Linked DNA regions of Homo sapiens: region 1 is linked to region 2. Evidence: read pairs that join two places in POLR2A ChIA-PET (ENCODE). Cell type or tissue: OCI-LY7. All regions are shown on one strand. Each heading gives the region's core, and the rest is flanking DNA. Links, peaks and the distances in the headings are about the cores only. Region 1 holds the start of PRSS37 (serine protease 37). Region 2 has its middle 53 kb from the start of PRSS58.

Region 1 (14,239 bases), core at 1-4,000, 470 kb before region 2:
TTTACCTTAGCTCAGGGAGTAAGTGTCCTGAGGTTTGCTCTGAACCTCCTAATAGTTACTTATACTTTCCCCAGCCCCTCCCATCTTTGTTACACTAGCTTCATATGTCCCTCTGATCACTGTTTCATCACTCAGTCATCATCACCAACTTGGTGTTTTTTGTCCTGAGCAACAGCATTGAGCCAAGAAAATATGGAAATGAAAAGCATTCATAGAACAGTTATCTTGATAGTTGGGGAATTGTTTACAGTCTAGATGACATTAGGCCTGGTGACAATTCAGAAGGCAGTACCTCTAATACTTAAAGACTTAGACCAATATTAGACTACCAAAGTCATCCTTGGATAATTGGGAGCATAGTCTAACAAGAAAATGAGCGGTAACACTAATAGCTGATATCCTCTAAGCATTTACTGAATCCTAGGCACTGAGCTAAGATCTTTACGGACTTGTCAGTAGAGATTTTATATCAGGTTAGTCTGAGATGTAAAATTCACTACACTTTGTATCACTCTAACCCTTTAAAGTTTCTTAAACCCATAATCTCTTTCCAAATGTCACAACAACCCTAGAAAGAAGAGATAGGGCTGGGTCTGGTATCTATTTCTGGTCTGTGGGTGGCAGAACTGAAGCAGAGAGAATCTAAGTAGTTTTCCCAAAGTCACATGTCGTGGACAATGAGAAATAGGCCTTGTCACTGGTGTAGGGTTGCAGGTCCCCCACCAGGATACTTAAGGGTGTATGACCACTGCTTGAACCTTAATGGCTAAGTAGTGAGTCAAGGACACGGTGCCCAGCCAAGAAGCAGGTATCCTTGATGGCCAAGTGGTGAGTCAACGCCATGGTGTCCAGCTGAGGAGCAGGTGTCCTTGAGTACCCAAACATCCCAGAGAATACCTGAGAACCTATCAAGGAAAACAGTCCCATCATGCACACACAGTAGGCAAAGAGCCAGAAAATTAGCTTAAAAGCAGCTTAGAGATGGAAAGCAGGGCAGGTCTCTAAAGGTGTCCTCTGCTATCTAGGAGTGTCTCATATGTAAGTCCTAATAAACTTATCCACTGGCCAAGCTGGACTTGTCTGAGTCATTCTTTGGTCTCTTGGCTCCCTCCTAGTTTGGGGGAAAGGTTTTTTTAAAAATATGATTCTGGATTTTTCTTGTTACAATTGGCATCACAAATGGGGTCAGAGAGACCAAACTTCGAGCCAGGAATGAGTGTCTATGGTGGGGAATCCCTGGGCAGTCGGCAATGTCCATGTGGAGTGGAGTTGCCCAACTGCACAACTTTTGTGGGCCACTGCATGAGTACAGGGATGCTTGGAAAACATGGGCAAGGACTGAATACCTATTGCCAAGAAGCCAAGATATTAAAGTATGATAATGATAGTAAATGTGGTGTTATTGCAATAAGGCTGGCTAATCACAAATCATTAGAGCAGGAAAGGGAGAAAGGGTAGAAACTCCAGCAGAAGCTAAAAGGCATGGTTTTCTAATCCTCCAGCTGGTTACATATTATGGCCCTTTCTTGTGTACATTTTAAAACTGACGGGCAAATTACAACAAGAAAAATTCAGAGCTCAAATGTTTAATCTACAACTATAGAGTTAAGTAGAGTCTTCTAAAGCTCTCTATTTCTCTTTCCTTTTCTGCCTGCTTTGAATCTACTGTTAATAAGTTACTGGTATTGAGATAAAACTCACTAATTCAAGGTCAATTTGAGATTTTTTTTTTCCTCATATGGTTCAGCCAGTTCTAGCTAAAATGTAAAGAATTAAACTCATTTGGAACTGAAAAAAAATGGATAAAGGAGGTTTTTAAAAATCAAACTGCCATAGAAACTGCTTTACCCAAATTATTGATCCACTGCTTTCCTTGGGTTACCTATTGGGGCAAATAAAGTTTAGCCATGTGAACAGGTCCCAATTTTATCAAAAATAATCTGGATCCAGCTGTCTTTTATATAGTAATGAGTTTGTGAAGCTAGAATTCCAAAAGCTATTGGTAAAAGCTATCGGATCTTGCATGTATATGTATAAACATGTTTAAATGTGTTATGTGTATGTGCATGTATTATGCTATGTGTTATATCTAGCATGGTACCGAATAGCTTATAAGTAAATACGTACTCATAAATTAAATAAGTCCAGATGCTCTTCAGGTTCACGTGAATTCAATAATCTTTGGTGAATAAGCTGGCTTCAAAATTTTTGATAAAATAAAAGTAGAAATGTCTTCAAAAGTGTCAGCATACATTTTTGTCTGAGTTTCTTGATTAGATAAGTTGTATATTTGCCCCTCCTAGATAGTTTAAGGTGTCAGGTTTCTGACATGAAGGTTCTAAGACTATAAATCCACCCAAAACAGAATGATCTTTGTGTGATTTTTTTGATAAGCAAGATTAATTTGATATTGTCAGTTTAATTAAAACAGCTGAATTTTCTGAGTTATTGGTAAAAATGCTTATGTCTTTAAGTTTCTTGATTAGACGAACATCTGATATTTATAAGCCATTAAAATGGTTAACAGGGAAATAACTCGTAATGATTATTAGCTTTGTCTAATAAGTCTAATGAGCTTTCGTTCTCATGAGTAATCCAGATAAACCACTAAAAATGAATAAATTCAGTAAATGTAAATGAGATAAACATAGGTAAAACTTTTTGTGTAGTTTAAAATCTTAAAATTATTTTAGCTACTCATTGAATGTCTGGGTCATTTCCAGTTTAGAAAGGGTTATGATATGAGACATTGGTTGCAGTTCTTTTGCCATTTAGTGGAAAATGGAATCTATGATATGGGGGAAGCATTGGTGGATCTCAGTGGGCTGGATAAGAGCAAGGACTAAATTCAGAAAGTAATCACTTGTCCCAGCACAGGCAGGCAGTGAATGTAAAACAATACTGCCTGCCAGGGGCACACTCTGAAATCATCAGAACAATTTAGGCATTCCATAAGGTACAAATAGGCTGGCCCAGAGCCCCTGTAACAGCCCTGGGTAGCCTGTGAAGACACCAGATGGCACCTGCAAAATGTTGGCAGGCTACCATGAGCTAAACAAAGTGTTGCTCCCTGTATATGCAGCTGCTGAACTACTAGAACAAGTGGTCCTCAAGCTGGGAAATGTCCATCCTGTGACTGACTTGTCTAATGGCTTTTCCAGTATCCCTTTAGCAGAAGATTCACAAGGTCAGTTTGTCTTCACTTAGGAGGGCCAACAATGGACTTTCCAGGTGCTAACACAAGGGTACCTGCACAGCTCCACCATCTGTCACAGCATGGTTGCATGGAACCTGTCTAGGCCCTGTTTGCCTGCCTCAATCTCCCTGTTTCACTATATTAATGATATCATGCTAACCTCAGAGTCTCTTACAGATCTGGAGACTGCTCTACAAACTGTCTTGGATACCCTAAAAGACAGGTGATGAGAAGTCAGCCCCCAAAAGATAAAGGAGCCTGGCATAACTGTCAAGTTCCTGAGAGTTACCTGGTAGGGTAAGACGTGAAACATAAGCTAGCACAGCAGCCTGTTCCCTAGATGGTAAACTAACACCAGGTGTTCTTAGGTTTACTGGGCTACTGGAGAATATTGATTCCTCATCTGGCACAAACCCTCTGCCCATTATACACCCTCATAAAGAAAAATAAACAATGGGACTGGACATACATGGAGCAAGAGGCATCTGACAAGACAAAAATATTGGTGAAACAAGTGCAAGCAATAGGGTCCCCACTGCCACAGCACCCTTTTGTGTTAGAATTCACTAAAGATGCCATGGGGATGATTTGGGGTTTGTGATAAAAGCAACCAATGTGAATGGTACCTGTAGGATTTTGGTCTCAATTATGAAAGAGTGCAGGACCTACTGTATAGTCCTCGAGCAACAGCTGTTGGCCATGTATAGGGCATTGCATGAAGTGGAGGCCATCACCAGGAAGCAGACTATCACACTAAAAACTGCCTACACCATAAAAGGATGAATGGAAGGCCTTGTAGCCAACACCATCTCTGGGGTAGCACAGTCACACACCCTACAAAAATGGCACACCTATCTGCAACAGAGGGGTGTCTCATCCACTAGTCTTTTAAGTCAAGCACTACAGGAGGTGCTCAGACCCATCCACTTTGAACAACTGGAGGGGTTTGACATGACAGTGGGGCCACCTACTACGCCAATCACTGTATATAAGGGGACCCTGCCCGTAACTGCTAGGACCTGCTACACTGGTGGGTTTAACAAAGGCAGCCAGCACCAATGGTCAACAGTTGTAGCGCAAATGAACCTTGATACCTTATGGATAGAATAGGGATTAGGACAAAACATTCAGTGGGTCAAGCTATGGGCAGTTTGGATACTCATCACCCACAAGCCCTGGTCACTAGTCACTTGGACAGAGTTAGGCTACATACAGAGGCCTTACCATGTGGATCAATCAATGGACTGCAGAAAATCAACAGGTTTTGGGCAGGCCCATTTGGGGAATGTCCATGTGGCAGGATGTTCACCTCAGGTTACAAGAGAACGATGTGCATCTGATGGTGTATCAGGTAGATGCACACAGCCCCAAGTCACCTCCCAGAAATCATGAGGCAGACACCTTACTCATGTTCAGGCAATTTACCCTAGCCCATTGGAGGAGGATGCCATGTGGATACCTCATAAGAGTGGCCACCAGTGGGTGGCTATAGGGTGGGTCATAGCAAAGGCAGCAGGCATCCCTTTCCAAATGCAGATGTTCTGGCAGCTGTTCAGAACTGTGAAATCTGTTCATGGCTGTGACCTAGAAAAATTCCCTCCACATCAGTTCACATACATCGAGCCATGCAATCTGTGTGAGAATGGCAAGTTGATTATATTGGACCCTTGCCTCAAAGTGGAGGGAAAAATATGCCTTAACTTGTGTGGGCACAACAACAAGGCTGCCACAGGTCTTCCTAGTAAAAAGTACCACTCAACTGGAGACTGCCAAGTGTCTCACTGATATTAGCGTCATGTATGGCATGCCAAGAAGGATAAATAGTGATCAAGGCCCCTATTTCATGGGCCATGATATCCAATACTGGGCATCAAAACAAAGTATACACTGGAGGTTTCCCTTACCATATAACCCAACAGGGACAGGCCTTATAGAAAAAAAGGATGTTCATTAAAAACCCAGTTACGTGCATTGTCTCAGGGTGGTTCTCTAAGGTCCTGGGCTAAGAATCTCCCTGAAGCTATACAAACTTTAAGTGAGTCACCAACGACCACCATGGTATCATTTCCTATGAATGGTTGGCAAGGCCTGTGAAACAGGTCCCACAAACTCTGAGGGATGCCTCTGAGACTCTGAGAAATGCTCCTGAAAAGATGGACAGGCTGTGCTCCTGAGAACACCAGTGGATCTGCTAAGAGGTGATAGCTATGTGGACCTGAAGTTGAGCTGGAAAGTGCCCCTATGCTGGACTGGTTTTATGGCACTGGAGAATGCCATGAAGACAGTTGGAGGGGAGGTCATCCCAGCTGTGCTCCTTGATGGAGGTCCGAGAGCCTTACAATGTCAACACATGGCAGCACCAATACCTCTGGAGCAGGCACCATGCAGATAGTGTGGGCAAGGCCAGAAGCTTAGCAATTGGATGCTTACCCACTCCTAGGGAGAGAAGCTATGTGTGGTGCTGTAAGACAGACCTGAGACCCATAGTGGCCTCCCTGATAAGACCAATGAGAGAATATACAGCGCTAATAATGTTATAAGGAGTGGATGTACCCATGAAAGTTCCTACTAAACATCTGTGTCTATGTCCACAGGCTGTTGTTACTGCTACCCACAGCAGCTGGTAATGTCTTTCTGGACTGGGCTGCGACTACAGCAACAATCAGCAACCAGTCTGATTGTTGCGTTTATGAATACCTTTCCCTAACAAATGATAATGATATGTCTTGGAATAGTCTGCCTTTATCCCTACAGAATTGGAGTGACTGGTTCAGCAGCACTAATAATGCGACTCGGGTTCACTGGAGATTGCCTTCACTTGGAAGCCCAATTGCCAACTTGATGGTGATCCAACTACATGTTCCCTTATAGGCTCTGTTGTCCCTATATCCCTGATAAAGAGAATAATGTTACAGATACTTTAAATCATTTGTCAACTCAGATCTATGACATAAGTCATTCAGGTTTCTTTGACCTATTTTCAGATTGGTCACACATCTTACCTACTCATTGGAGTTATGTTTTGCCAAAAGGTGTTATAATTGTAGTTAGCTTCTGCTTTTTATGCTCTTGTGTACACTGTGGATGTGGCCTGTATGCACAAGCCATGGCTATACATTATTAGTATGTATAGTTCTTCCCGTCGTGCCCAGCTCAGGGACTCTCATGCAAGATTGGCAGCAAGAATGTATGAGTTTGTGGACAGGGTGGATTTTAATGTGACAGGTCCTCCACCATGTTACTTAAAGGATGTATGTCCACTGCTTGAACCATAAAGGTTGGACAGTGAGCCAAGACCATAGTGCCCAGCTGAGGGGCAGGTGTCCCTGAGAACCCAAATATCCCAGAGAATATCTGAGAACCTACCAAGGAAAACAGCCCCATCACACACACACAGTAGGCAAAGAGCCAAAAAATTAACTTAAAAGCAGCTTAGAGATTGAAAGCAGGGCAGATCTCCAAAGCTGTCCTCTGGCGTCCAGGAGTGCCTCTTATGTGAGTCCTAATAAACTCATCTATTCACCAAACTGGACTTGTCTGAGTCATGTTTTGATCTCTCGGTTCCAGCCCAGTTTAGGGGAAGGTTTCGTTTTGTTTTGTTTTTTAAATGATTTCTTCCAACCATGTCCTCCAGCATGGAGCTCTTAACACTGTGCAGTCACTCCCACAAATTCCCTAAAATGTAGAATGAAAAACGTACATGGCATACACTCTCCTGAAACTCACAACCAACGTAGAGGTGTGCTGGGGAGTAGTGCTGGTTTATGAAATGTTCTTGAGATTCTAAGATGGGGTGGAGTTGTAGAAAGTTCTGTGTGTACGTGTGTGTGTGTGTGTGTGTGTGTGTGTGTTGCGGGGAGGGACTAGTTAAAACAGGTAAGAAGTTGAGAAAGAGATATACTTTACTCTGAGCTTGTTTTTCCTAGACTTTTCAGACATATTATGAACCAGGAAAAGAGTCTGTAGCCTGGTTTGGGAGGGTGAAGGGGTTGCTATCTAAGAAAAGATATCTAAAGTCAACAGATTTTCTGGAGGAGATTGGCACTGGGACTACAACCTATCTCTAATTTTCAAATTGATATCTTTGGGCCTACGCATACAACTCTCTCCTGGAAACAATTTTTTTGTCTCTCCTCTAGACCCTTGAAATTTGTCAAAATTAAACTCCTCATATGCCTCCAGTCTTTCAAATTAATTCTGCTCTGCAGTTTTGTCTAAATACCTATGATACTTGTAACTTTTCTGTTGTGCTTGTTCTGTGTTTATTTTTGTCTTTTTTTCTGTGTTCTCTGATTTTGAGCATTTTACAATTCCATGTTCTCACCTCTCAACATACCACTTGTCATCCAAAGAGCTTTTTATTTTAGTCTTTGAATTTTTTAGTTCTATAATTTTTATTTCTTTTTTACAGTTCTATTTCTTCAGTGAGATTTTACACTTTTAAAAACTCTGTTTCAAGAGTGTTCTTATTAAAATATTTTTATAGTTGCTGCTCTAAAATTCTTGTCCCATAATTTGATCATAGTCATAATAGAATCGTTGGGATGTATTGATTGTCTTTTCTTTCAAGTTCCAGGTATTTCATTTGTTAGTGAGGACGTGGAAGGGCTAAATTATCTTCTCTACTTATTATGCCTGAATTTCAGTTCCCAGCCCTGTGTGGGAACTCTTCTTGCTCTTCAGGGGGTGATAATGGCTGCATACTGCTTCTTACCATAAGTTACAGGACCAATCCACTTTGCTCCAAGGTTCCAAGGTTGGGACTCAGCACTCTTTTTGGAAATTCTACAAAACCTGTGTTCATCAGGAAATCTTAGCGGTATGCAGGTGAAGGGGAGCTCAGCTATTAAGATAAAACTTGCCTAAGAAATATTCCACTTTTAGCCAAGCGAAAATAAATATAGTATATTACACAGACAGTCATGTGTCACTTAAAAATAGGAATATGTTCTGAGAAATGTGTTGTCAGGTGATTTTATTATTATGCAGGCATCATAGAATGGACTTACATAGACCTAGATGGTATAGCCTACTACACACGTAGGCTGTATGGTATAGCCTATTGCTCCCAGGCTACAAACCTGTACAGCATGTTACTGTACTGCATATTGTAGACGATTGTAGCACAGTGATATTTGTGTGTTTAAACATATCTAAACACAGAAAAGGTACAGTAAAATATAATATTGTAATCTTATGGGGCCACTCTCATACATGCAGTCTGTTGTTGACCCGAATGTCCTTGTGTGGTACATAACTATATGTAAAAATAACTCCCCAAACCTGTTCTTAATGTTTTAAAGATCCATCTAAAGTATCATGACTATATTTTATTTTCACTGCTATCTAATATTTCTTTTTATTTATTTATTTTTTTTTTTTGAGACGGAGTCTCACTGTCGCCCGGGCTGGAGTGCAGTGGTGCGATCTTGGCTCACTGCAAGCTCCGCCTCCCGGGTTCATGCCATTCTCCTGCCTCAGCCTCCCGAGTAGCTGGGACTACAGGCGCCCGCCAGCAGGCCCGGCTAATTTTTTGTATTTTTAGTAGAGACGGGGTTTCACCGTGTTAACCAGGATGGTCTCCATCTCCTGACCTCATGATCCGCCCGCCTCGGCCTCCCAAAGTGCTGGATTACAGGCATGAGCCATGGCGCCTGGCACAGCTGTCTAATATTTCAATGTGAATATCACGCAATTTGTTCATTATTTTCTTGGCAGATATTTGAGTTATTTATAGTTTTGTGCTGTTTCGAAGAGTATTGCTGTAAATATATTTGTACCATGTACCCTGGAAAGTATTCTTGTGTATATATCTGCTGTGTGTGTGTATGTGTTTGTGTGTGCATTGGTGTATATCTGCAAGTATATCTCCGGGTGTATACCTCCAGAGTATATAATTAGGAGTGAAATTGTTGGGCTGTAGACAATGCAAATGTTCACTTAAAAATCCTCCAGTAATCTGAGTTCTTCCAATATTGGATATTGTCAAACTTTTAATTTTTTTTCCAGATTGTCAAATATTTTGTTATGCTCTTAATTTTATTACTTTTGTTAATAATGATGATTAGCATCATTTCACCACCTCCTCCTCCTTTTACCAGTGGTTCCTTTAGAAAACACTTTTGCATGTCTTTTGAACATTTCGTATATTGAATTTCTAAAATATTGCTTTTTTGGACTTCTACAGATGCTCAAGATATTACTCTTTTGTCAGTTATATATATTTAAATATCTTCTTCAAGCTTGTGGCTTAATCTTCCCTTTGTGGTGTATTTTGATGAATGAGAGCACTTAACTTTAATATAATTTAATTTAACACAAATTATTCATCTTTGTTTGTGCTTATTGTGTATTGGCTCAGGTGAAAATATCCTTTATGACCTTAAGAGATAAGAAAGATATTCTAAACTTACTTCTACAGATCTGATAAACAACTTCAGCAAAGTTTCAGGATACAAAATCAATAGCATTTCTGTACACCAACAATGTCCAAGCTGAAAACCAAATCAGTAATGAGATGTCATTCATAGTAGCCACAAAATAAATAAAATACCTAGGAATACAGCTAACCAGGGAGGTGAAAGATCTCTACAACTAGAATTACAAAATACTGCTAAGGAAATCAGATGACACAAAGGGATGGTAAAACATTCCATGCTTATGGATTGGAAGAATCAATATCATTAAAATGGCTAACGATTTTAATGATATTGACCAAAGCAATTTAGAGAGTCAATGATATTTCCATCGAACTACCAACATTTTTTTAACAGAATAAGAAAAAAAAAAACTATTCTAAAATCAAAATAGAACCAAAAAAGAGCCCAAATAGCCCAAGCAATCCTAAGCAAAAAGAAGAAAGCTGGAGGCATTACATTACTCAACTTCAAAGTGTACTACAAGGCTACAGTAACCAAAATGACATAGTACTGGTACAAAAACAGGCACATAGATCAATGGAACAGGTCACAAAACCCAGAAATAAAGTGGCACATCTACAACCATCTGATCTTTGACAAAGGTGACAAAAGCAATGGGAAAGGACTCCCTGTTCAATAAATGGTGCTAGAATAACTGGCTAGCAATATGCAGAAGATTCAAATTCAAACTGGACCCCTTCCCTTCACCATATACAAAAATCAACTCAAGATGGATTGAAGACTTACATGTAAAACCTAAAATGAATAGAACTTTAAAAATATGATTCTGGAGATAGGACCTTGCAAAGATTTCATCTTTGTTTGGCTCCATTGGGTATAGAGGTATTGTGATCTTTTGGGGGTGTTATAGAACCCGGTTTTGTCATACTACCAATATTATTTTTATGATTCCTTCTCATTTGGGTAGTCTATTTCTTCTAATTATTCTTGAATTTACTTTTGATTTGACTATGTTTTTTAAAATTTCCTTTTCCCCCTTAAGGCAGTGATTTTAATGTTTATAATTTATTATAGTCTAACTTGGCTCTTGGTGCTTTCAGAGTTGAAGACTATTACTTCCTTGGTTATAGAGTCTCTTTGATGGCTTTTTCAGGTGCTGGTTGTGGTAGCAATGTACTCAGTGTGTGAGCAAATTCACTGTTTTTTTATAGGGTTGGAATGGCAGAAGTCTCTTGAAGCTTTTCTCATTCCCCTATGGTGTGGACTTTATTTATTTATTTTTTTCCCCCGTATTTTATTTACTGGTTTGAATAGTTTAGGCTTTTAGGTCAGTAGGGGAGGTATCCTGTATTAGTCCATTTTCCACTATGAAGAAATACCCAAGACTATGTAACTTATAAAGAAAAGAGGTTTAATTGACTCACAGTTCTGCGTGACTGGGGAGGTCTCAGGAAACTTAGAAGGCACCTCTTCTCAGGGCAGCAGGAGAGAGAATGAGTGCAAGCAAGAGAAATGCCAGATGCTTATAAAACCATCAGATCTCATGAGAATCCTCATTATCATGAGAACAATATGTGAGAAACCACCCCAGTGATCCAATTACCTCCACGTGGTCCTGCCCTTGACACATGGGGATTATTACATTCAAGGTGAGATTTGGGTGGGGACAGAGAACCAAACCATAATATTCAGCCCCAGGCCTCTCCCAAATCTCATGTCCTCACATTTCAAAACACAATCATGTCTTTCCAACTGTCCCCCAAAGTCTTAGCTCATTCCAGCATTAACCCAAAAGTCCGAGTCCAAAGTCTGATCTGAGACAAGGCAAGTCCCTTCCACCTTTGAGCCTGTAAAATAAAAAACAAGTTAGTTACTTCCTCGATCCAATAGGAGTACAGGCATTGGGTAAATAAACCAGTTCCAAATGGGAGAAATTGGCTAAAATAAAGAGACTACAGGCACCATGCAAGTCAGAATTCCAATAGGGCAGTCATTGAACCTTAAAGTTCCAAAATGATCTCCTTTGACTCCATGTCTCAGGTCAAGGGCATGCTGATGCAAGAGATAGGCTCCCAAGGCCTTGGGCAGTTTGGCTCTGTGGCTTTGCAGGGCACAATCCCCATCCCAGCTGCTTTCATGGGCTGGCATTGAATGTCTGCAGCTTTTCCAGGTGCACGGTGCAAGCTGTCAGTGGATCTACCATTCTGGAGTCTGGAGGGCAGTGGCCCTCTTCTCCCAGGCTCCACTAGGCAGTTCTTTAGTGTGGACTCTGAGTGGGGGCTCTGACCGCACATTTTCCTTCTGCATTGCCCTAGCGGAGGTTCTTCATGAGAGCTTCACCCCTACAGCAAACTTCTGCCTGGACATCCAGGCATTTCCATACATCCTCTGAAATCTAGGCAGATGTTCCCAAACCTCAATTCTTGACTTCTGTGCACCCACAGGCCCAACACCACATGAAAACTGCCAAGGCTTGGGGCTTGCACCCTCTGAAGCAACAGCTGGAGCTGTACATTGGCCTCTTTTAGCCATGAGTGGAGCTGAAGCAGATGGGACGTGGGGCACCATATCCTGAGGCTGCATAGAGGAGGGGGTCCCTAGGCCCAGCCCACAGAACCATTTTTCCCCCCTAGGCCTCCAAGCCTGTGATGGGAGGGGCTGCATGAAGGTCTCTGACATGCCCTGGAGACATTTTCCCCACTGTCTTGGTGATTAAACTCTTTCAACTTCTGCCCATTACCCAGTTCCAAAGTTGCTTCCACATAGCAATGTCCCACTCCAAGTACCAATTTACTCTATTAGTCCATTCTCATGCTGTTATGAAGAAATACCTGAGACTGGGTAATTTATTTAAAAAAGAGGTTTAATTGATTCACAGTTCTGCATGGCTGGCTGGGGAGGTCTCAGAAAACTTACAATCATGGCAGAAGGCACCTCTTCTCAGGGTGGCAGGAGAGAGAATGAGTGCAAGCAGGGGAAATGCCAGACACATATAAAACCACCAGATCTCATGAGATTCACTCATTATCACAAGAACATCATGGGTGGGACTTCCCCCATGATCCAATTACCTCCATCAAGTCCCACTCTTGACCTATGGGGATTATTCCAATTCAAGGTGAGATTTGGATGGGGACATAAAGCCAATCATATGATTTCCCACAGGTAAAAACAGCTTTGTCCAAAGCAGATGGGTAAATGTACTACCCAATGGTGGGCAGAGGTCCTGGCCTTGATGGAGGTGGCTGGCAGAACTCTGAGTAAAATGCACTGAAGTCTTATGAGAAGGAAGGACTAGAGCCACCTAATTTCCCCTAGAAGGCCAGCAGGAAAGCTATTCACCTCCTAGATACACTCCTGACCCAGTGTTCTAGCTATTCAGAACAGAGAAGCATCTCTTTTCATCTGTAGGAATGTTGATGTTCCAAGTATAGAGGAATTGTGACTCTGCATCTTGTTCAGACCTATACCTGGAAGGTGCTCCTTCTGTGGGGATGCAGTCACCCTGAAATGTTCCAGAGAGGTTCTATAGGTGCATCCACACTGAGCTCCCATGGGAAAAACTCCAGCTGTTTCTGCAGTGGTGGATGAGAGGGAAAAGAAGTCCCTTCTCCAAGATCCTTCACAAGCACCAAGGCTGCCTGACTGCTGTGGCATGGCTGCAGACTTTCCCTGCTGAACCCAGCACTCTGACTATGCTTTTGCTGAAATAAACGTCCCATTATTGAAAGATCTGGGACTTGAGGCCTGTCATTTGACTGTTTTTGTCCCATGGGGTTTTCCCTTGATATGGTGCACTCCCACTTCCCATAGGAGTAGGGCTCCTTGAGAATTAGACTACTGTGAATGCTGTTGTTCCTCTGGGTCTAGCTGCCCAGTGTGGTTGCCATACTCCAGGCTGGTGCTGGGGAATGTCTGCAAGGGATCCAGAGATGTGATCTGTCCTCAAGTCTCCTACCAGTGGTTACTAGTACCAGCTTTGATGGGGGTGGCAGGGGAGTAGCAGAGACTCTGAGATTTCTTGGTTATAGGTGGCCTTAGTATGTTGGCTTTCTCAAATGCCAGTTGTAGTAGTAATGAAAAGGTCATGTGGACAGACTCATGAACTCCTGGCCAGGCCAGGGTGGTACAAGCAATGGTGATAGTTGAGGTCATGCACAAGTTTTCTCCTTCCTGGGCACTGTTATTCTACCTGTAGATGCTGTAATAAACTCTGTTGGTTGGCCTTCAGCCAGGAGATGGCATTTGCAAAAGATCACCAGCTGTGGTAGTAGCACTGGGATTTGTGCTTGCCTTATGTAACCCAGGGAAATATTCTGGTTTCTCAGGTGATGGATGCGGCCAAAAGTTTCTCCTTTGTGTTAAGCTTCTAGGACAGGTAGAGGGGCAAAGCCAAGTGGTGACTGGGTAAAGCAAGTACATGCTCTGACTCTCTGTGTGTGTAGCAAGTAGCAGCCCTTATGGGAGTCAGAGAGGTGGTTCTCTGATCACTGGGGCAATATTCCAGAGAGGAGTGTAACTGCCTGTGTTGCGCAGAAGACTGCATGCAGGGAGTGGGGAGTAACAGGCAGCAGTAAACCTCCCTCAGCTCCCTTGCACTTGGCAAGGCAGAACTCACACCTGCAGTTTTCTGGTAGAGCAGTGAGCTAAGTTCAAGGCTTCT
Region 2 (16,700 bases), core at 8,398-12,397:
CCTCAGTAGCTCCAAGTGCCTTCAAACGTTTATTTTTATATTTTGTTAAGTTTTTCTAGTTGTTTTTGGTGGGAGTGTTGTTCTGCAAAAAATCAGTCTATTAACTCTGAAAGCCAGTTTCTATATTTATTAAAGGTGAGGTGCAATGTTTTATGTTTTTATTTTAGGTAGAAGTATCTTGAAGAAAGGAAGGAGTGAACCTCTCTGCCTTCCCTTTTTTTTTTTCTTTTTGAGACAGATTCTCACTCTGTCACCCAGGCTGGAGTGCAGTGGGGCGATCTCAGCTCACTGTAACCTCTGCCTCCGGGGTTCAAGCGATTCTCCTGCCTCAGCCTCCGGAGTAGCTGGGATTACAGGCGTGCACCACCACACCCAGCTAATTTTTGTATTTTTAGTAGAGATGGGGTTTCACCATGTTGGCCAGGATAGTCTTGGCCTCTTGACCTCATGATTCGCCCGCCTCGGCCTCCCAAAGTGTTGGGATTACAGGCATGAGCCTCCATTCCCGGCCAGATTATCTCTATTTCTAAGAGTTCTATTACCCTTCTGCCTTTGGTCCACCATGGGACAGAGTCTTGACACGTTTGACCTTTTACCACAAGGAGGAGCTGTGACTCTACTGAGATTAAGGGAACTCAGAGGAAGGGCAGAGCATTCTCAGGATGGGAGACAGTTAAAAGAAATATTGGGTTTATTTACAACAGGGGAAAATGTGGTCTGCAGAAGCTGTGTTAATGCTGAAATGTGAGAGGATAAATATAGACTATTCATTTGCCTTGCTGTGCAGGTGCTTTTGATCTAGCAAAGAGCCTAGACTGCCAGATTTGTTGCATGTGAACCTGCATGGGATGAGAAAGGGAGAGAATTTGAGCTGGGAAAGAGCAGAGCTCACAAGCAGATGCCAGTGGAGGAACTCTTCCTGAGAGGAATAAGAGAGGCTCTGGATGCTGGGCCTCTTCTCCAGTTCAATCCTGCCATGAAATGACTTCCTGGAACCTGGGCAGTGAGCCTGACAAATCAGGGCTTCCTTGAGGGATCTTGCAAAGAGAGTAATTACCAAGGGAAATCTACCTATCAGACCAAAGAATACCTGGAGCACCATTCTCCTGACTCTAAATGATGAAAAACCTAAGCTAGAAAGGGTTTTTTTTTTTCTTTTTCCTCTTCTGAATGTTCCTCTAAGTTCTTGGAGTGAGGGCTTCTTCGAAGGATAGGAAACCTGTCTCCTGGGTCTGAGCTAATGGTTCTATCAAAACAGCCTCACCAGACTCCCTTCCAGCTTCCAGCTTCAATATCTATCCCTGTCTACCAAGACCCATGGAAGCTAGACTTGTCCAGATATCAAAAGATGATGCCAAACACCTGGAGATGGGAAAGAAGGTGGCGTGGACAGACCTCCAGGATGCACATCTGAAACAGGCTCTTCATTTTGTTTTGACTACAGCCTCCTGTTTCGCCTTTTCAAAAAGCATTTGGAATTTCCCTTACTTCTTGGAAATCCAAAAATACAGCAAAGATACATTTTCTATAGGCTCTAGTTATTCAGTAGGAGGGAGCTTCAGAATATCTCTATACTCTACTATGCATATTCTAGCATGCTGCCCGGAAGTGAAAGTCTAGCCAAACAGTTTAACAGGAAAACCGTTAGCTGTCCTGTGGAGGTTAATTTTGCAGTTTATTTTGGAATGGAACAAAAGAAGGTATTGAAGATAGGAATCTCATTTCTATATGCTAGAATCTAAATTTCTTAACTTTCTGTAGTATGGGCCATTTTCAAATCAGCTAAAGTCCTAAAACCAGACTATGGGAAACACACACTTCTAAGCTCAATATTAAATATCTAAAGTGACTAACTAACGTAGGGTTGGAGAGGCAGGGTCCCCCTGGACTTTTCAAACTCCTACCCTCACAAAAAATCTAGAACTTCTTCTCAGTAACAAAAATAAGATGACGTATAATCATTTTTCATTGTTAATAAATAATCTCTATCCATCATGGCATTGCATTGAATTTGTGTTAATTGTTGCTAAAAAATGACTGTGGGTTAAACATTTGTGATTCATATAATAATAGAAATAATAAATGTAAATGTTTTAAGTGAACAAGCGAGATTTTAATAGCTCAACAGGCAAATAGCATGAACTGATGCTCTGCAAAGGTGAGGGACACCTGGCCTGAGACAGGATGTCTTATCTGATTTTGGTCTGAATTTCATTTGGAAAACTGGCAGCTGCTGGTCAACCTGCAGGGATATGATCCCATGAGCTGATATGCAATGTTGACTTTTGTATTTTTGTCAGCATGAAATAATTTTTTTTTTTTTAAATCAGGGTCAGAGTCTCGAGTAACTAGCAGCCAGCTGATAGAATGGAAGTGAAACCATGGCCCTCGTCCCCTTGCAAACCTGGAAACCCAGTGTTGAGCATGTGTGAAGAGAGAAACAGAATCAGGTGAAATGAAATCTTCCTAAGACCCTGCTCAGGAAACTAAATTTGACGTAATTGGACACAAGAAGTTGTTCATCCATTCTATTCCGCCAGAGGAGACAGGACAGATTTCCCGTGCGTTCTTGGGAAGCTGGAAGAGGGAGACAGCTCTGCCAGGTGGAGTGATATTCTCATGAGAAGTGAAAAAGAAGAGGCAGAGATGGAGAGTTTGGTTCTAGAAGGGTGGAAGGTTTTGCTTATAAACATATCAACACACTTGCTTTTCCCGCCAAGATGCAAACTTTGGGGAATTGCTCAAATATAAGATGGGGTTTAAATATTGGACAGCCAAAAATATGACCCATGTTCAAAATATGCATCCTGGTATCATTCAGTTCGACGTGTTCTAGTTCTTCTGCAGCTTTCTGTCTCATTCCTTTTGCCCCTACAACTCTCCACCTTTTTGTGGATTAAGTTATCTCCATGATAAAATTATTATGTTGTCTTCCCTCTTTGACTTTCTTGTCGGCAGCCTGGCTCTTCCCAGGGATCCCAGCGTCTATCCTCTCTCCTTTCTGTAGCTTTTTTCCGCTTCTCCAGTATGGCGGGCCCTGTCAGAAAATACGTACATAATCAATTTATTTGTCCTTCTTATCCTTTGGACAATTCTTTTGTTTGTTTGTTTGTTTGTTTTTGGTTGAGACCAAGTCTCGCTCTGTAGTCCAGGCTGGAGTGCAGAGGCAGGATCTCGGCTCACTGCAAGCTCCGCCTCCCGGCTTCAGGCCTGCCTCCGCCTTCCTAGTAGCTGGGACTACAGGCGCCCGCTCCACGCCCAGCTAATTTTTTTTTTTTTTGTATTTTTAGTAGAGACGGGTTTCCCCGTTTTAGCCAGGATGGTCTCGATCTCCTGACCTCGTGATCCGCCCACCTTGGCCTCCCAAAGTGTTGGGTTTACAGGCGTGAGCCACTGCACCCGGTCTAGACAATTCTTGATGGACAATCAAACACTTTTGCTTTTCATATCTCCTGTAAAACACAAAACAAAACAACAACCAGAACTAACATTGCCTCATATGAGGCGAGTTTCTTTCTATCAGTTTCATTCCAGTGCCTCTCCCAGACGCTGTCCGTCTGATTTGGTAAAAAGTCTTGCGTAAAATAGTGAAATACATATTTATTTAAAGTCTACTCTTTAAGAATGGTTACATCTTTACATAGTTATGATCATCACCATTGAATGTAGCCTCTTGTCATTTCACTATCTTCCCTCCCCACCCGTTCCTTCTTTGAAAAGGTTCCCATGTCAGCTGTGTGGTGCAATGTGGTAGGTACTGAATAAGACCCACAACTACGGGGGTACCTGGTTATGTTCACAGAATTGTAGAGCTAGACAGAGTGTTGAAAATTATTTATTTCTGCCCATTGTTTCATAGATCAGGAAATGGGATGCTTTAAAAAAAGTATTTAAATGTAAATAGTAACTATTTTGCTGGCCTCCATGTAATATGTATTTCATATTCTTAGTCTACAAGTAATGTGTGAATGTGTTTTTGCTCCTATTGGATTATAAGCATCATGAGAGTGAGAATATTGTTTACTCATGCTTTGCACTAAGTAGCCATTCAGTGACTATAAACAAATAAAGCATGCTTGAAGTTCCAAGAAGGATGGTGGTCATTTTTCTTTTGTTTAGTTCAAGTTCTGTGTTTAGTAAATCACAAATGAACCATCAAGGTCTGTCTTTGCAGGGGATTCACCAGTAGATGACAACACTACCAAAGTGTGTGTGTGTGTGTGTGTGTGTGTGTGTGTGATACCTTTCTGGCAGTGCTGGTCTCTGCTTTTCCTCCTGGAGGTTCCTGCCCTGGGGCCATTGACTGAGGCACTGAGGTCTGAGTGCTGGACCTTGCTGACCAGAGCAGGAGGAGCTGCAGCCCTGCCACACCCCCGAGGTTGGGTGGTTGATGGCTGGCAGAGGAGAGGAGTACCATGGGCAAGAATAAAGGGGACTGTGGTCCTCAACATTAGATAATTCACAAAACGCGAAGGCATTTTCTGTCGTCACATTGCCATCAGGTGGGTAGGGCCCAAGGATGCCGCCAAGCATCCTCCCTACACAGGACAGCTCCCCACAACAAACAATCACCTGATCCAACATGGCAGTAGTGCTGAAATTGAGAAACCCCGCAATAAGCTTCGGTTGTAAACTTTGTACCAAGAAGGAGAATTCTCTGCAGACAACTCAAGGGGCAATACCGTCAACTACTTTTGTTTTCTCTGACTGCCGCGTTGTTGACCTTCATCGCCATTCTTTCCCAGCACATGGTGTCTGCATATTTTCCAGCAGCCTCCTGTTTCCTCATAAATCTGCCCCTTGGACAGATAAGAACATCACAGGGAGCAGGGCTGCAGTTCACTCCCAATAATAACGCCTCAGCAGGGTTTGCTCTGCAGTAGCATCACAGTCATGTGGAGTAGGTGGCTATGGCTGGTATTCAGGTGAAATCTCAGGCCAATCTCTCCTGAATCAAGGGGACCACTGATCATTAATGAGACCTTCAAGTGAGCAAAGATTCAAGAGAGCAAATTAATGTCCTGCGCTATTGTGAAGGGACGCAAAGGATCCAGAGAGGAAACCAGCTGACTCTGAGAGAAGGGCCTGAAAAGGAGAGGAAGGGAGGAGGTGGTCAGATCCCCGGGAAGGAGCAGGGAGGGAGGGGGCTGCTGGCCCAGGAATGACTGTCAGAGACACATCCTGGAGGTCACAATTCCACCCTCTCAATTATTCCCAGAAATTCCAAAAACTCCTTTAAAGGAGCAAGTGCAGGGCATGAAAGGGAGGAGCCATGCTAGAGGAGACCCTGGGAATGGGGGAATGATTACAGGCTGTGACCTCACTGGCGCAGCACCTCTCAGCGGCAGTGGAAACCACAGCCTAGTCCTCTCACCACTGCAGACCAGAATCCTGCCCTGGGCCTTGCCTGGTCTGCCTCACTCTGCCATGGGCTGCAGGCTCCTCTGCTGTGTGGTCTTCTGCCTCCTCCAAGCAGGTGAGTCCCGGGCCCAGGTGACATGATCCTATTGGAGTCCCTAAGCCTTTTCACCATGACAACAACAGCAGGCCGTCTCCTAGGATTTGCCTGAATTCTGCTTCTTTCCTTTGCAGGTCCCTTGGACACAGCTGTTTCCCAGACTCCAAAATACCTGGTCACACAGATGGGAAACGACAAGTCCATTAAATGTGAACAAAATCTGGGCCATGATACTATGTATTGGTATAAACAGGACTCTAAGAAATTTCTGAAGATAATGTTTAGCTACAATAATAAGGAGCTCATTATAAATGAAACAGTTCCAAATCGCTTCTCACCTAAATCTCCAGACAAAGCTCACTTAAATCTTCACATCAATTCCCTGGAGCTTGGTGACTCTGCTGTGTATTTCTGTGCCAGCAGCCAAGACACAGCCCTGCAAAGTCACTGCATCCCTGTGCACAAACCTCCCGGCTCAGCCAGGAAGCTGCAGGGCAGCGTGTGCACCTGCACCCAGGGCTCCAGTCTCCATTCCCTGATGGCCTCTGATGGAGTTTCAGTCTGTAGTACAGCCAGCTAGTGCACCCAGTGGAGAAGTCCTCCATCTTATGCACACAAAAGTCTCACAGAATTGTTTATCAGCTAGAGCAGGGCTTCACAACAAAGCCACTAAAGTATTAGGGCTCCACAAACAAAAAAGAGCCTGTCCTATGCACTGATGATCTTAACTGATGGGGGAAGCTCTTTCTTTTCTTTCTGTGTGGCACATATTGGTACGTATTTTATATAACATTATGAAAAAAACACGATTGCTGAAAATGGTTGATGAGCACAAGCATAAAGGAGGGGGAAGGAAATATTTCCAAGATCAAGAGACAATTCTGATGATCAGTGAGTACTTTATTCAACAGAAAAATATTTGGAGAGGCATGAAATTCCATGGCAATAGGTAAACTGGAAAGTGTTGAGGAGATGCCGGTGGAGGTAGCCTTGTGCGTTGTGGGCTCCTTCTCTTCAAGAAGGGTGACCAGCAAGTGTCTCTCCCAATTCTGATGAATATCATCTTGAACTGTCCTCAAGAGCAGGCAATAGCCAGATGACTGGGGATATTGGGAGACCTGAAAGGACTTTGGACACAAATCTCTAGGCAGTGGTGAGCCATTGGTCCTACTCCAAGTGAAACAACATGATGAAACTGATATTTTGGTAGAGGAACACTGGTAGTAGTATGGATCAGAAAGGAGATAGATTTTTGGGTGGCATGAATGATTAGGAGACTTCTAAATATCCTACATGAAAGATTAGAAAGGGTTGATGTGAAGCATTGTGGACAATATAGGCTTGAGGCTCTGCATTATGTTATTTCTTGGAAATGTATTGGGTTTTATTCTGGGAGGGTTGAATGTAGGACTTGCTAGGGTCTATTTCAGCCTTGCCCTCCCTCTTAGGGAGCCCCAGCATGTGGTCATCATTGCTAGTGCATGGCCTTTCCAGGGTCTTAGTGGGAATCACAGTCACCCACCACGACTCTCCACTCTCACTGGGTCTGAATGCCATTGCCTTCCTGCCCTGGGTATCCTCTGAAATCCCTGCCCGTGTCTACAGCCTTCCAGAGTTTGTTCTCTGCTGGGCCTTCGGGAGTGCCACCCTCTGCATACACAACTTAGGACCTGGCCCAGAAAGAAAAATAAAAAATGAAAAAAGATTTTCTTACACAGGTTCTCAGGGCTCCTTGGTAGTACTCTGTGTCCTAAATCCCAGCTGTCTTGGAGTCAGTTATGTCCTCTTATCTTCAATCACATATACTACTTCTATTTTATATAAATATGTTTACTTGGCTTTTCTTCATATTTACCATTCCACTCTTCACTCTTCTTGCAATTCACATGGTCCTGAGATCATTTTCCTTCTTAGATCCATCCCTAATTCAGACCACTTGAACTCGCTGGTCACCACCCCTTGTTGTGGGAAATGCTTATGTTAGCTGTTGTCCTCAGGACAATTAAACCTTTCGCTTTCACCATTATTCAAGTTTTCAGTTTAAATTCTATTGCTTTTTTTAAATTGTCTTTGCAATTTGGTTTACTTATTGAGAGCCAAACAATGCAATAAAATTTTATTCGTTCAAATTTGTTCTACTTTGTAGAAGGGCCAAAGTGTTTTCTTGCTGAAGTAGATACCAATGGAAACAATTTTAATGGTAATAATACTAGTGTTTAAAATAAGGCTAATTTTAGGTTTTTGTCTAGTGAATAGAATATCTCCAACTGTAGCAGGATAGAGATCGATCCTATATGTAACCTGTTGAGGGGGAGAATACTCAACCCCATTAAATTCTAATCTACATGCTTTACATTTTTTGTTTGTTTGTTTTATGGGCCACATTGAAAATCTGATGAAATTTTTGCATTAGAAGAATGCTACAATTTTCCTCCTGACTGAGAACATCCCCAGGTTAAAACAAATCTAAATTATAAATCCTTGACTTAAATCATGGATAAGTATCTTCCCTCAGCCCCATGTAGATTTACATATAACATAGATTTACGACCCTAATCTCATGCCTACAATTATAATTATCATCATGAAAAGGTAACACTGATGTAATACAACAATAAATAGATGGTAAAAATCACTTTGAAAGTATGAATCATCTCATTTTTGTGTTTATTTGTGTTCATTTGTATCTCCAAATGCTCTAGAATGAAAAGCCAATATTGGCATAAAAGTACCTTTTAAGAAAATTGATGATATTCCAATTCTTAACTGGTCACAAAGCATAAATAGCTTATGCAGTGAAGTACAGAAGACCCATAGGAAGTCATCCAGCTGGTTCCTAGTTGGAAAGTTCTCCACAGAACTGATGAACTAATGTGGTTTCTAACATCTTAGAAATGGCAGGGCTTTAGAGATCATCTCATTTCAGTTCTCCTGATTTAATATATGAGGAAATATGGCATCACATATATGAAGTGATTGAACAATGACATACTGATTACATTTCTCAAACTTTATGTAAGATATATTTTTATTCTCTAGTTGTTTTCTGAATATGTTGAATTGCCTTACACAAATAGAATTCTGGGGGTGAAAATGTTGGTGATTTTCTGCTTGCTCCTAGCTGTTGCTCAAGGAGTATTTGTTGAACAAGTCAGACTGGCCCAAGAACTCAAGAGGGCTGGGATACTGTCTGTTCTGCACATTACTAGAGATCCAGGCATAGACAATTTTCTGTTCTTTTTTCTTTTCTTTATTTCATTTCATTTCATTTCTTTTCCTTTTTTTTTTTTCTTTTGAGGGGTGTGGTGGGAGCAGGGTCTTGCTCTGTCTGGAGTGCAGTGACACAATCATGGCTCACTACAGCCTTGACTTCCATGGCTCAAGCAATCCTCCCACTTCAGCCTCTTGAATAGCTGGGACTACACACAGGCACCACTACATTCCGCTAATTTTTGTAGAGATAAGGTGTTGCCATGGTGCCCAGACACAGACATAGACAATTTCTGTTGAGTAAAAATTTAGAATGTCTTATGTGTGTGGATACCTGGCGTTCTGGCTGCTGACTCTCTGTGTTGTTGCCAACACCTCCTTCGTCTTCATTCTCCCCTGGCCTTTCAAACCCTTCTCTGCTGCTCAGGGTTGTGAGATGTGGAACCCATCTGGATGCTGACACTGGGTCGGTGAGTGGCCAAATACTGTTTTGGCCACAGGCAGGAGCTGTGCTCTGGTGAAACCTCTAAGGCAGGGACCTGGGGAAGGGATAGAGAATAAGAGGAGAGATGGGCCAGGAGGGATCTTGCCCATGGGGAGCCAACCGTACCTCAACTGAGAGCATGGCTGTACTCAGCTCAAGCACACTAACATCAGCTTCAAGCTGATTTCCCTTTCCTTTGCTCCACACACCTTGTGTTGTTCTTTTTCAGCATCCTGTGTATGTTAGCTCTAAGCCCAGCCAAGCCCCATGCCCTCCACTTCAGGGACAGAGGGTGGCTCATCCCTTTTGTGCTCCCTCAGCTCCCTCCCCAGTGCCTGGTGGCTGGTTGGCAACACAGTCATGCCCTTGAATGATGGGAGCTGGTGCACACTGCATCCGTGTTCATGCAGTCACCCTCCCTCCACAGAGCCGGGCAGAAAGGGCTCCACCACACTTAGACATTGAGGGAAGGGACGTTTTGAATGGCACTGTTTTATGTGATCCCGCAGGACAGAAGGAGATTTCTTGAATGGGAGTGGTCTGTTGTTGAGAGGGATCCTGAAAGACAGGGAGACAAAGATAGAGGGAGGATCCACATAATTAGGAAGCAGCTGAGAGCAAAGGAGCCCCTGCCAGAGGAATATCCTTGGGGGGTAAAAAGCCGGCTCTGCCCTTTCTCCCCAGCCGATTCATCCTAGCCCAGCAAATTCAAATCTACCTTCTATCAGAACTTAGAAAGGATGTAAAGCAGTCAGGAAGAAACATCCCCTGGGTCTGGGGAAACTATCAGGAGCAGTGACATCACAAGAAAAACCACCAAGCAGGGCCAAGGAGACCAGAGCCCAGCACCTCGCCCAAAGGACCCCAGTCAGAGGCCCCATCTCAGACCCGAGGCTAGCATGGGCTGCAGGCTGCTCTGCTGTGCGGTTCTCTGTCTCCTGGGAGCAGGTGAGTTAGGTTGAAATTGTCTGTCCTTGGACTCCAACCCTTTTCCTTGTGGCTGCAGGAACAACCCTCTTCCTGGGCTCTGCCTGAATTTTGTCCCTTTCCTCCTACAGTTCCCATAGACACTGAAGTTACCCAGACACCAAAACACCTGGTCATGGGAATGACAAATAAGAAGTCTTTGAAATGTGAACAACATATGGGGCACAGGGCTATGTATTGGTACAAGCAGAAAGCTAAGAAGCCACCGGAGCTCATGTTTGTCTACAGCTATGAGAAACTCTCTATAAATGAAAGTGTGCCAAGTCGCTTCTCACCTGAATGCCCCAACAGCTCTCTCTTAAACCTTCACCTACACGCCCTGCAGCCAGAAGACTCAGCCCTGTATCTCTGCGCCAGCAGCCAAGACACAGCCTTGCAGAGTCACCGCTTTCCTGTGCAGAAACCTTCGGGGCCTGCCAGGAAGCCGTGGGGGCCACGGAGGGCTCGGGTGAACATTTCCTCCAAGAGCCCCGAAGAAGCTTCAGAACATCATAGCACCTGCTAATTCATCCATGTGGCAACTTTACATCCTATGACATATTTAGAGTGTGGGTTTCCTTTCGCCTGAGTGTGACTGCCCCGTCAACTGATTTGAAAAAAGAGAAACATATTCAGATCTAGTTTAAAAAAAAAAATTTTTTTAATCATGTAATAGGCCGGGCATGGCGGCTCATGCTTGTAATCCCAGCACTTTGGGAGGCCAAGACGAGCGGATCATGAGGTCAGGAGTTTGAGACCAGCCTGGCCAACATGGTGAAACCCCGTCTCTACTAAAAATACAAAAATCAGCTGGGTGTGGTGGCATATGCCTGTAATCCCAGCTACTCAGGAGGCAGGAGAATCACTTGAACTCGGGAGGTGGAGGTTGCGGTGAGCCGAGACCGTGACATTGCACTCCAACCTGGGCGACAGAGTGAGATTCTGTCTCAAAAAAAAAAAAAAATTCCTGAAATAAAGCAAGCATGCTGTAAGGATTGTGTAGCTTAAAATTTTATAAGAACCCTCTAAACAATCACCTGTGTCACCACAGAGGCACACCCTGCACTGGGTCAGACACTGTCCTGTGAGGAGCTGTGTTCTCCTGACACTTCATGTCCAGTGGTTTCCATGACTCTTCTTTGGGGCCAAGGGTTCCCTTTCATCATAGGTTGTTGTCATGCAGAGTCAAGCAACACTGAGCACTGGGAAATCAGAGAAGGAACTTCCAGGCAAGGGTCCCAGTGCAGAAGCCAGCTAGAGAGGACAGTAGTAGACTCACCCTTTGGGAAATATGTTTGAGAAATATGTATCTATTTTCACCAGTTCTATTACTCTATATTCCAGCTTGTCTATTCTCTAATTTCTCATTTGTACACTGAAAGCTAGACTGTGAATTCTAGCCCTGATCAAAGCTCCACATATACACAGACACCTTCTCTGAACCCTGCAGGCAGCAAACTTGCCTCTGTCTGCTCCCCTTGCTGCAGAGTCCATGGATCATGGTCTAGAAGTTTCCTGACTCATCCACTCTCCTTCTCTTGGCTGGAAGCCTCCTTGTTGGTTTCAGATCTCAGCGCCTCCCTGGATTGCCTCTCCAGACTGACACTTGAAGGATTATTTTTCCCCCTTTGGTCTCTTTATTCCCAATGTGTTCAATCATCAGGCTCAGAGCCTGATGCCTCCAGAGCGCAGCTCTACATTAGCTTTTAGAGAGGAGAGTGGGTCCTGGCTGTTCTGTTTATCTGTTTTCATTCACTAATTCATTCATTCATTTATTATAGAGACAAAAGATTCCCTATCCCAAGATATATGGTCATCTGTGCTGTATCAAAAGAGAAGATATTCTTCTCACAGTTTTATGAAATGAGGTAGCTTCGCAACTTGCGGGGAGCAGCCTCTTAAGTTAGTTGTCAAAATTAGGCTTTTGCCTAAGTAAAGTTAGGATCCTAAATTAGGCTCCTACTCTCCCACAAAAACTGGGAGACAGGGCCTCTATCTTCCTTGACGATTGTATCTCAAAAAGATGGTTCCTAGAGTCTTGGGAAAGACATTCCTGGGTCATAAAGCTGGCTAGAGGTTTACAGAGATTTTAATAGGATTGTCAAAAAGCCTTTTCTGTGTTTATTGAGATGATCATCTGGGTTTGTTTTTAGTTCTGTCTATGTGGTGAATCACATTTGTTGATTTGTGTATGTTGAACCAACCTTGCATCCCAGGAATGAAGCCTACTTGATTGCAGTAGATAAACTTTCTGATGTGCTGCTGGATACAGCTTGCCAGTATTTTGTTAAAAATTTTTGCATCGAATTAAATAATTTTTAAATAAGGTGACTTACATTAATTGCTTTTTAAATATAAAACCAATTATGCATTCCTGGGGCAAATCTCATCTACTGATTAGATATTAACCTTTTTATACATTGTGAGTTAAATTTACTTTATTTTTGTTAAGGATTTTTGCTTCTATGTTAATATTAGTACTATTTATTCTTCACAATTTGTAAATTGATAAACTTGCTCAATTTCATCAATAAAGTAAGCTGGGCCTGGAGTTTTCTTTCTGGAAATGCTTTTAATTATTATGAGTTCAATTTTTAAAACCACTTCTACATGTATTTTTTAATATCCCTATGGACATTCAAGTTATCCACTTTTTGAGTGGGTAATTGTGTTTTTTGGGGAATTTGTTTATTTTGTCTGCTTTTGAATTTATTGGCATAATATTAATCTTTCATTGGAGTTCTAATTTGCATTTCTCTAAGGATTAATGATGTTGAGGACATTTTAATGTTTTTATTACCATTTGCAGATATGTCTTTTTCATATACCTATTAATGCTTTTGCCCAGTTTTAAAGGTTAAATTATATATCTTTTATATTGATTTATAGGAATCCTTTATAAAATATAAAGGATTTTTATATTATATAGAATCCTTTATATAATCTGGATACAATATTCTAGTCTGATATATGTATTGTGAAACTTTTTCCTCAGTCTGAAAATTTTCCTTTCCACTTTCTTGGTAGTACCTGGGCACAACCCCTATGAAATGAGAGTACCCTTCTGTCTCCTTTAATTTTGTCTCTCTACCTTCACCCTTATCAGTATTTGGCAGGCAATTAATTCAGTCAGATTGAGAGAGTGCAAAGGCTTCTAGCTAGCCCTCGCAACACTGGCTTGGGTACACCTCTAATCTCCAATCACACGAAACAATTTGCCAGCCCAGAAGCTACCCCTGCTATGTATTCTACCATGAGTAGACCTTAAATGTGCACCTCCCACTCTCTCCATAGTACATATGGTAGAATGGTGATGGATCCTTCTTTTGGCAGACTTTCCACAATGCATGGAGCTATGCCTATCCAAGCACATCTCTGCATGGACGAAGGAAGGGGTGGATAATTGAGTCAGTGTTTCTGCTTCTTGCTTGTGAGTTTTCCCCAGTAAATCTTGTTTTATGTGTATATTGCACAGGGCTAGTGCTGTCTACATGTCCCTTCATATGATGGTGCTCTCACAGAATTCTGAGGCTGGAAGGAACAAACAAAAGTTCTCATAAAGAGAAATTTAATCACCTCTAGAAAGAAGTCCGTGCTTAATGGCTTTGGAGTTTCTGTGAAGAAAGGGTTTCCTCCTGCCTTAGAAGGTGGGCAAAGTGAGCAACATCTTCACCAAGTCAGGAACACTTGATTTCAGCCAGAGGCAGAAGTGGGGTTCTATGATAATGCCCGATTGTGGTTACAGAGGGACTACATGAGCAAGGCCATGGAGGTGAAAATGGATTCATTTGGGCTGAAATCCTGTAAATGAAGTAAGCGGGAAAACCCAGCGCACATTCCAATGGAAGATGCAGCTTCCTAATATTGTGCTTTCAACTTAGATTCTGTCATCTGTAATTACTCCACACACTTTCTCAAATCATTAGCACAACTGTGGGCCAGGTAATCATTTAGCCCCTTTGCTTGGTACAAGGTAGCCATGCTCTCTACTTAGCTCCCTATTTTTCTCTGGGAAGCTTTTGCTGAGACCTGCAGTGACCATGCTTCTCAGACTTCTCTCTTTCTTATTGTCATTTCCATTTATATTTTAACTTTAATTGTAGTTTATTTGATTAACATCTGACATGTTTATGTTTCTCTTTTGCTTATTTGACCTCACTTAATGATAACCCAGGTAACTGGTCAGCTGCTGCTAATCAAGTTATATTTTCTGGGGTTACATTGGTTATTTTTTCCTCTAAAGTTTCTATCTGTGTAAGAATTGAGGTAGCAGAACCTTCTCTCTCTTTTTTTTTTTTTTTTTTTTTTTTTTTGAGACAGAGTCTTGCTCTGTTGCCCAGGCTGGAGTGCAGTGGTGCGATCTCGACTCACTGCAAGCTTCGCCTCCCGGGTTCACACCATTCTCCTGCCTCAGCCTCCTGAGTAGCTGGGAACCTTCTCTTTTTTGGAAACAGGGTCTCACTCTGTCACCCAAGCTGGAGTACAGTGATGCAATCATGGCTCACTGCAGCCTCAACCTCTGAGATTCAAGCAATCCTCCCACCTCAGCCTCCCAAGTAGCTGTGACTACAGGCACACACCACCACCACTGGCTAACTTTTTTGTTTACATTTTTGGTAGAGATGAGGTCTTGCTATGTTGCCAGGTTTCTCTCAAACTCTTGAGCTCTGGTGATCCTCCCGCCTTTACCTCCCAAAGTTCTGAGAATACAGGTATGAGCCACCGTGCTTAGCTCCTCCTATTGATTTCTGAAATTTAAATGGAGATCAGACTGTCTCCACGCAAGGAGGAAGTCAGACAGGGCAGAGCTTAACCAATGTCCACGGTTTGTTTTCTCACTGCAGTCTTGGACTTACCACTCATCTCTTCATTCTCTGGCTCAGAATAGCTTCAGTCTTCCCAGAAGATTCTCATGATTTTCAGTTTGTTTCTGGTTTCTTAGTTATTTCTTGTCTCATCAGGCTCCCCTGAGGAAGGAGCCAGGAGATGCTACAAGTCTGCAATTTTAGGGGGAGTCAGATGGAGTGCACTGGTCTTTTGCACTTCTTTATAATATTATCTAAGCCTCCTCTTCTTTGAAATATAATGGCTATTCATCATGGGATATGAGGCATCTCAGAAGCAATCTAAATATCTGTTTGTTTCTTTTTCTAGTAAAGAATTGACCAGTATTCTAGCAATTTTATTTTAGGTATTCCTTTAAAAGTAAAAAATACATAGTTTTTCTTAACGTGACTTCTATTGATAGTTTATATTTTTATGATTTTGTGTAGTAGCTTTACCTTCCCTAGGATCAGAAACCACATCAGATAATCAGCTTCTATTATGAAAGAAGCTGATTCTTCTATTTGGAGAGTGAGGTATGCAGAAAATCCATAAAAGGTATTAAGTTATAGAACACCACCATCTGATCCACCATCTGATCTTGAGAGAATTTTAACTGGTTTATATCCATGAATACTCCCTCAGTAGGGTATTTTTGTTCTCTGGATGGCATCTTGGAAGAGGTACTGGTCATTGATCATATCTCACTGGCACATTGGCTAGTGACCGCTAATGTCACATGCAGCTGGATTGGAATCTCTTCTCATTGCTTTCTCATGGGGTCATTTGCCTTTGGACTTAAAAATCAAGAAATTTCATAATGACAATATCTAGATTTACTGTATATATGTAACTATTCTTAAAATTTGATAACAGATATGTCAAATGTAGATATTTAAAGAAATTTGGATTGGAAATACACTAAATCAGAAGTAGCAAGTGAAGGATAGCGGTTCTGTAATGGAATCTTTCTCAGATTCTGTTTTCCCTAGTCTCATGTTTCTTTTTTAAACCCAGTCTGGCCTCTCCTTCTTAGCTTACTAAGTATAGAACCACAAATAGAAACTTAGAAATTTAATCATTTTCTGCACATATCTTTACTCATATATGGGAAAATGGGCAAGAGGATATTGTCAGTGAACTCAGGCAAAAAGAGGATTTCTAAAAGAGAGAGTATAGATGGGAAAGAAACAAATTCCCCAGCAGCATGGGAACAGTGGGTACTGTTTTGTTTATTTTTGGATAAGCTGATTAGTTGGCATGTAGCACAGAGTGGTCTGAAAGGTCTTCTTGGAGCAAGCTGGCTGGAGTCATCACAGAAAAAAGAACTTTAATAATAAATCATCCACAAATCCCTGAGAGTCTGCCTGCCGCAAGGGAGACGGGATGACTTGATGTGATTCTGGCACAGTTCTTCCTGCAGCACACCTACCTGAGCTAGGCCAGGTTTGCATCATCTCCTTCATCAGCATTTTCTCAAAGGCAACATTTCTTTTCTATCACTTTTTTCCCTTTTACAGTGCAAAAAGTGATCTTGAAGAACATAAATTTTAAAATGTGGGGGTTTCTTTTAGTTCCCCTAGAGAAACAGTATAATAGTCAAGATGGTGAAATTGTTCCTAATTTAAATATGTCCCATGTCTCTTGCACCATGTTAGAAAGGCTGTATCCATCAGCTCAGACAGCCACAGCAAATAGCACAGACTGCATGGGTTAAATACAAATCTTTTTTTTTCACAACTCCAGAGCATGAAATGG

What was found. Peaks named below come from ENCODE experiments on the same cell type or tissue, not always from the same donor. Only the 100,000 strongest peaks of a DNase experiment are listed, where the experiment ranks them.
Region 1: POLR2A ChIA-PET joins it to region 2 with 6 read pairs; 2 of 35 experiments call an interaction of 5 or more read pairs at or near these places.

Annotation. Positions count from the first base shown.
Region 1 is chr7:141,841,450-141,855,688 of GRCh38, forward strand. PRSS37 (serine protease 37) reads right to left here and starts at 36. Exons shown (of 5, transcript NM_001008270.3): 1 at 1-36. In OCI-LY7, for the core only: no CTCF peak of the experiment used is centred there; no DNase peak of the experiment used is centred there.
Region 2 is chr7:142,303,162-142,319,861 of GRCh38, forward strand. It overlaps TRB, TRBV3-1 and TRBV4-1. Among named protein-coding and RNA genes, the nearest start is that of PRSS58, 53 kb to the left of the region's middle. In OCI-LY7, for the core only: no CTCF peak of the experiment used is centred there; a DNase peak (open chromatin) is centred at 10,590; H3K27ac peaks cover 1,051 bases.